2 separate regions of the Homo sapiens genome follow, and region 1 is linked to region 2. A link is a loop called in an ENCODE intact Hi-C map of the cell type or tissue named here. Cell type or tissue: CD4-positive, alpha-beta T cell. All regions are shown on one strand. Each heading gives the region's core, and the rest is flanking DNA. Links, peaks and the distances in the headings are about the cores only.

The links. Hi-C counts contacts between places; a loop is a spot of excess contacts. Peaks named below come from ENCODE experiments on the same cell type or tissue, not always from the same donor. Only the 100,000 strongest peaks of a DNase experiment are listed, where the experiment ranks them.
Region 1: it touches region 2 in a loop (3-fold over the local background); 20 of 110 quality-filtered maps call a loop at or near these places.

Annotation. Positions count from the first base shown.
Region 1 is chr1:152,397,629-152,400,547 of GRCh38, reverse strand. It overlaps the pseudogene HMGN3P1. Among named protein-coding and RNA genes, the nearest start is that of CRNN, 15 kb to the left of the region's middle. In CD4-positive, alpha-beta T cell, for the core only: no CTCF peak of the experiment used is centred there; a DNase peak (open chromatin) is centred at 1,287.
Region 2 is chr1:152,456,750-152,459,668 of GRCh38, reverse strand. No RefSeq gene overlaps it. Among named protein-coding and RNA genes, the nearest start is that of CRNN, 44 kb to the right of the region's middle. RefSeq lists an enhancer at 1,082-1,151. In CD4-positive, alpha-beta T cell, for the core only: a CTCF peak has its summit at 1,109 (motif pointing right); a DNase peak (open chromatin) is centred at 1,098.

The sequences.
Region 1 (2,919 bases), core at 297-2,796, 59 kb after region 2:
GCCATAAAAAATGATGAGTTCATGTCCTTTGTAGGGACATGGGTGAAATTGGAAATCATCATTCTCAGTAAACTATCTCAAGAACAAAAAACCAAACACCGCATATTCTCACTCATAGGTGGGAACTGAACAATGAGAACACATGGACACAGGAAGGGGAACATCACACTCTGGGGACTGTTGTGGGGTGGGGGGAGTGGGGAGGGATAGCTTTAGGAGATATACCTAATGCTAAATGACGAGTTAATGGGTGCAGCACACCAGCATGGCACATGTATACATATGTAACTAACCTGCACATTGTGCACATGTACCCTAAAACTTAAAGTATAATAATAATAAAATAAAAGAAAAAGAAAAACTGCATGAAAAACTCAAATATGCACAGTAAAAACACCACAGTATACACAGGACTAAATTTTAAAGCAAGTGCATGGAATGCTGAATCAATCTTACACACAGTTTCCAATATTAAACTGATATTTATTTTACTTGAGGATGATGGAAATGTCCAAAAAGCATGATTATGAGAGGGTAAAATGTCCATCCTTACATATTTTTGTATGCCAACTAGTAGAGTCCTAAAAAATTAGCATTTAGAAAATACTTAGTAAAAACAGCTTTTAAAAGTTCACCTAAGAGATACATAAAATTAACCTGTTTTTCATGACAATTTATTCTCCCTGGTTATCTCCAGATTCAGTTTTCTGTGCCTCTTCAGCTTTAGTTTCATCATTTTCAGCTGGTGCAGTACCTTCCTTTCCAGCTTCCTACTTTTCCTTTCTTCTCTTTAGCACCTCTGCTAACCTTTGCTCCAGGTTCTTTCTTAGCAGATGTTTTTCTTGGTTTGGGTCCAGGTTTTGGTGGAGGAGGTTTTGCTGACAATCTGGGAGACCATCTTGTGGGCTCCTGTTTAGTTACTTTGGAGCCATCTTTGCCCTCTGTATTCTCTGGAGACTTTCTCTTCTGCATAGTGGCTATGTCGGTGTAGCAAAAAGTAAAGCAACGGGCTGGAACTGCTGGCGCCACCTCTGGATGCTGCCTCTGCCGCTGCAGCTGCTCACGCACAGGGCATGGCATAGCCCCTATCTATTTATTTTTGATTCAAATATTTTTGTTGGCTCTTGCAGAGCTCATAAGTCCCAGTCACATTGGATTGGTCATAGTGTGTAAAATGGCCCTGTCCTCAGGGACACTCAGGGCTGAAGACTCACTACAAAGGCCCAGAAAACCTCTTTCACCAGGTAGCTTCCCAGTCTGCATAGACAGCAAGTATACTGTGCTGCTGTCCCCTGGTGGCAGTTACGACTAATACCTGTAAAGGAGCTCTGGTAGTAAATGTGATTTTGCTGGAATAGGAAGGAAGGTGGCATCAGACGTGGGAATGGGCTCAGTGGTGTGGTCTTGGGCACAGCAGCACCCAGAGTAAGTGGCCCTGAACCCTCACTAGTGAAGCTACCAGTAGTGAGAGCAGCCCCAGGCTGCTCTGAGCCTTGGGGCTGAGTGTGTGTGTGTGTGCATGCGTGTGTGTGTGTGTGTTTAAGGAGTGCCCTTCATGGAGCCACTCCTACTGGCAACTGTCTTCCAGCAACTATACATCTACATCATTTCCAGGGCCTTGGCACACTGTGTGAGGATGTCCTGATTATCCCACCTGGGAAAGCACATTTCTGGAGCAGTCCCTACAGAGAGGCAGGGAGGTCAACATCCTGTGGCTCTCCCTCCTCAAGGCAGAAAGTGATGGTCTGTGCACTTCTCCTAGGAGCCCTGAGACCAAGGCTATAGCCTGCTGTTGTCCTGGTCACTCACAGAAGGCTGTGGATTCAACTCCCAGGACTGATGTAGGCCACCACTCAGCTCTGTGTGACACGTCCTCAGTGTTCCCCATTTATCCACGAGCTACAAATAATTAATAAATGATGATTCCCTTGGCCACATCTTTAGAAAGTAAGCAGAGTTCGGGCTGGAATGAGCACATCCTATTCTTACCTACTTCCATTCAATGGAGGGAAAAAAAGCTAAGAAACTAAAGCAGCCGAATGGCTTTGCCCCTAGGGTCTGCATGAGTGGTGAGAGGCTTACAGATCCACAAGGCCCAGTTCTTTTAGAGGGGATGAGGGTGAGGGTGTGGGCCTGTTGGAACAGACAAGGCTAAACTTTCAAGGCAGCATCACCTCCTATCCATCATGGCTGAAAGGGGCCTCTGGACCTTCTTTTCACAGCACTAAACACCCTCCAGGGGAGAGGCTCCCCATTCCATGGTACTATCGGGTGGTTATGAGCCCATGGCTCTGGGTGAAATGCAGAGAAGACACTGGTTCTGGTTTATCTAGGGATTCTCTGGAAAAGAGCTGATACTAGAAAGTGACAAAAAGAGGAATACTTTTTGGAGAGGTGTCCTGGGTGGCAACATAGTAACATGTACTTTTGGAATTCTCTGGTGTTCTGTTTAGAAAAGAAAAGTAAATCAGTTAGGTAACCAGAGAGCCAGGTGGTGTACCAGACCCAGGATTTTTGTGTTTGTTTTGGATTTTTTTTCCTCTTATTTTTAGTTGATACATAATAATTGTACATATTTATGGGGTATAGAGTAATATTCTGATACATATACACAATGCATAATGATCAAATTAGGGTAATTAGCATATCCATCACCTCAAACAATTGTCACTTATTTGTGTTAGGAACATTCAGAATCCTCCCTTCTAGCTTTTAGAACATAGACAATAAATTATCGTTGACTATATTCACCATACAATGCTATAGAACAAGGGTACCCAAGTCCATGGTTTGTTAGGAAACAGGCCACACAGCAGGAGGTGAGCGGCAGCAGAGTGAGCATTACCGCCAGAGCTCTGCCTCCTGTCGAACACTATTGTGAACTGCACATGCAAGGGATCTAGTTTGCATGATCCTTAT
Region 2 (2,919 bases), core at 110-2,609:
AATGATTTCACCTTAGGACATTTGCATTGGCTTTTCCCTCTACCTGGAATCTTCTTACCCAAGATATCTGCTTGGCTCCCTCCCTATATTTCTTTCAAAAGTAAGCTTCTTAATAAAGCAGAGCTGACCAGTCCATTTAAATTACAACTTACCCTTTATCCTTGCCACTTGCACTCTCATTCCTTATTCAGCTCTATTTCTATAGTGGTTACCGCCTTCTAACATGTTGTATAATTTACATATTTATTAGGGTTATTGTTTACTGCCTACTACTCCCACCCACATATCCCAGCTTTTATCTATTCTGTTTACTGCTGTATCTCTAGAGTCAATAACACTGACTGGACATCGTAGACACTCAACAAATACTTATCAGTTTTATGAATGAATGGATGCATGGATAGATGCTCTTCCATCTTCAAAAATCAAATATCATCTGTCAAACAGAGAGAGCAGGTGTTAAGGTCAAAGGCGATCCCTTATGTGAAAGGGCAGGTGGAGGAGGAAGCACTGCACCATGGAAAACTGTGTTCCAGGTGGTTGCCAAGAATACTCAGAAGTTAGAGATGAAGGGCTGCCCCAGACACAGCCTTGGGGCCCAAGATTCATACTGCTGTTAGAGGGGCACAAACTTGCTGGGTTTTGACTCTGGGAGGAAAACCACGTGTGGGGTCTTAAGCGGGGCCCTGTGTCTTTGGGGATTCACATTTGTTGCACCCAACTATACTCTGGAGCTTCAGAAATCAATGGAAGTTGCTCTGGATTCAAAAATCAATAGAAGTTGCTCCCTTCCCTGGAGATGCCCACGGTCAACCTTTGTCTTTTGGAGTCAGGCTAACCTGAAGTTGAATCCCAGCTCTACCACCATTGAGTTATGACCTTGGACAAATCACGTAAATTATCTGAGTTTACACTTCTATACATGGCAATATTAGTGGCCACTTTTCAGCAGACTGCCTACACACAGTGTGAATTTGAGAAATACTAGTTCCCTTACCGTTCCGTCTTCCATCTCTGAAACTTCGCTGGAGCTCCATCTTCTTGAGACATGGCGATGCATTTCAGGAGTTTCCCTGAAGAGGGAGCCAGAGCACCACGGAAATCCTAATTGTTGGCTGACAGCAGTCAGCGCAGGGAAGCTTATGGGCACAGCCAGTCAGCAAGTCTTTTGGGTCCAGACCTCGGCTTCCTCTCTCTCAATGCCTTCTATCAAAACCCCCCCACCTTGTGCCAAGTGCTGCTCACAGTCTGCCAAGCAGCTCCCCTATCTCAGGCTCTACCTAGTCAAAATGATCTTTCAATCAAAATTCCAATTTTCTTTTCAGTCACTTTATATAGCTGTTGTCATAGTAAGTGACAACTTGGTTTAATAAAGCCAGTTGTGCCAGGATGTTGCTAGGTAATATTTGCTACTTCTAGGTAACGTGTATATTTTAACAGGTGCCTTCTGATGATACATATGGGGACAGGTAGGCATTCCAAATGCTGAGATCCAGTGCCACTCACCTTTAGACCACCCTGCATTCCATGGGCTATACTTAATATTTGGTGCTTACCCACAGTAAGCTTACATTAGGTTGAACACATAAAATTGTTCATAATCCACCATTTTACCTACAAAACAACAATTTCATATGGTCCAAAATAATATTTCACTTCTTCACCCCCACTCAATTTCAGTGTAGACTCCAGGTCTTTTTTTTTACTTTCCCCATCACATTTTTGCCCTCAAGCACTGTTTTCACTCTTGTTATATTCCCCCCCTCCAGCCCTACCTCAGTTTCCAGTTCCTACACCTTGCCTAGGCCACACCTCACCCTTGCAGGGCATCTCCCTGCTGAGGCAGCTGCTGTGATGGGATTGGTCCCACCTGCCATCTCCAAAATGAGCACAACAGGGCTTTGTCCAGCCAAGAACATAGGGCTCCAGCTCCTCCCATACCACAATATCCCATGAGCACTCTCTCAGTCTCCCAGCAAACTTCTCTGCCCTCGCAGACTCTGGAGTGCCAGTCCCATCGAGTAACTATCTGAAACCCTTTGAGTCTAATTGTCTTCAGATGTGAAATGTAAAAGGACAATGCACACCACATAAGGTTGACATAAGGAATGACTGGCGTAATGGTTGTAAAAAGCCTAGCACTGTGCCTGGCAGATGGCAGTCATTCTGCAAGGTACAGTTGCCCTCTCAGAACCTAGGCATGGTGTACAAGACCAAAGCCCCCAAAGCAACTCATTGTCCTGTCCACCTCTTCCTAAAATGCCATGTTATTGTTGCACCCCCATAGGCACCATTTTGTCAAGTGTGGTCTGGTCCTATTCTCCAAGCACTCTGTATCACACACTCCTGTGATTGCCACAGCATGGGGCAGGGCTGGCCTGGTAACTCCCTAAGGGACTAAGTCCTGCCTCACCAACAGTCTTCTATTCTGTCCTGGGCCCCTGAGATTCTGCCCTTCCACACAACAAGAGTAGTGACTGTGATACCAGAACCACATGACATGTTAAATAAAGAGGCTCTGTAAAGAGGAGCAGAGAGATGTGTGCCCCGGAGGGGAGGGAGGTGGTCAGGCTGGGGGTGAAGAGTGGTGGGACTTGGCCCTAGGAACTCCTGCCCTTTTGTCCTCCTTCCTGCCATACCCTCTCCTGTGTGTTCTTAGCATCTCACCCCCACTCCTCATCTCTCCAGTTCTAAAACAGTCTGTCAAGGCTTCTGGAAGTGGAGAGAGACCCAGGCTGGTTATGGAGGGATTATAAGGAACTGCTAAACACAAAAGACAATGGTCAGCCTCACCCAGACAAAGGCAAATGCCTGTCTTAGTGGGGAGATTGCATGTTCATCCAATTTGAAATTTTAAACAGATGTATAACTCTAAATACTTTAGAATTACAATGTTAGGTTGTGATTTTGAAAAATACC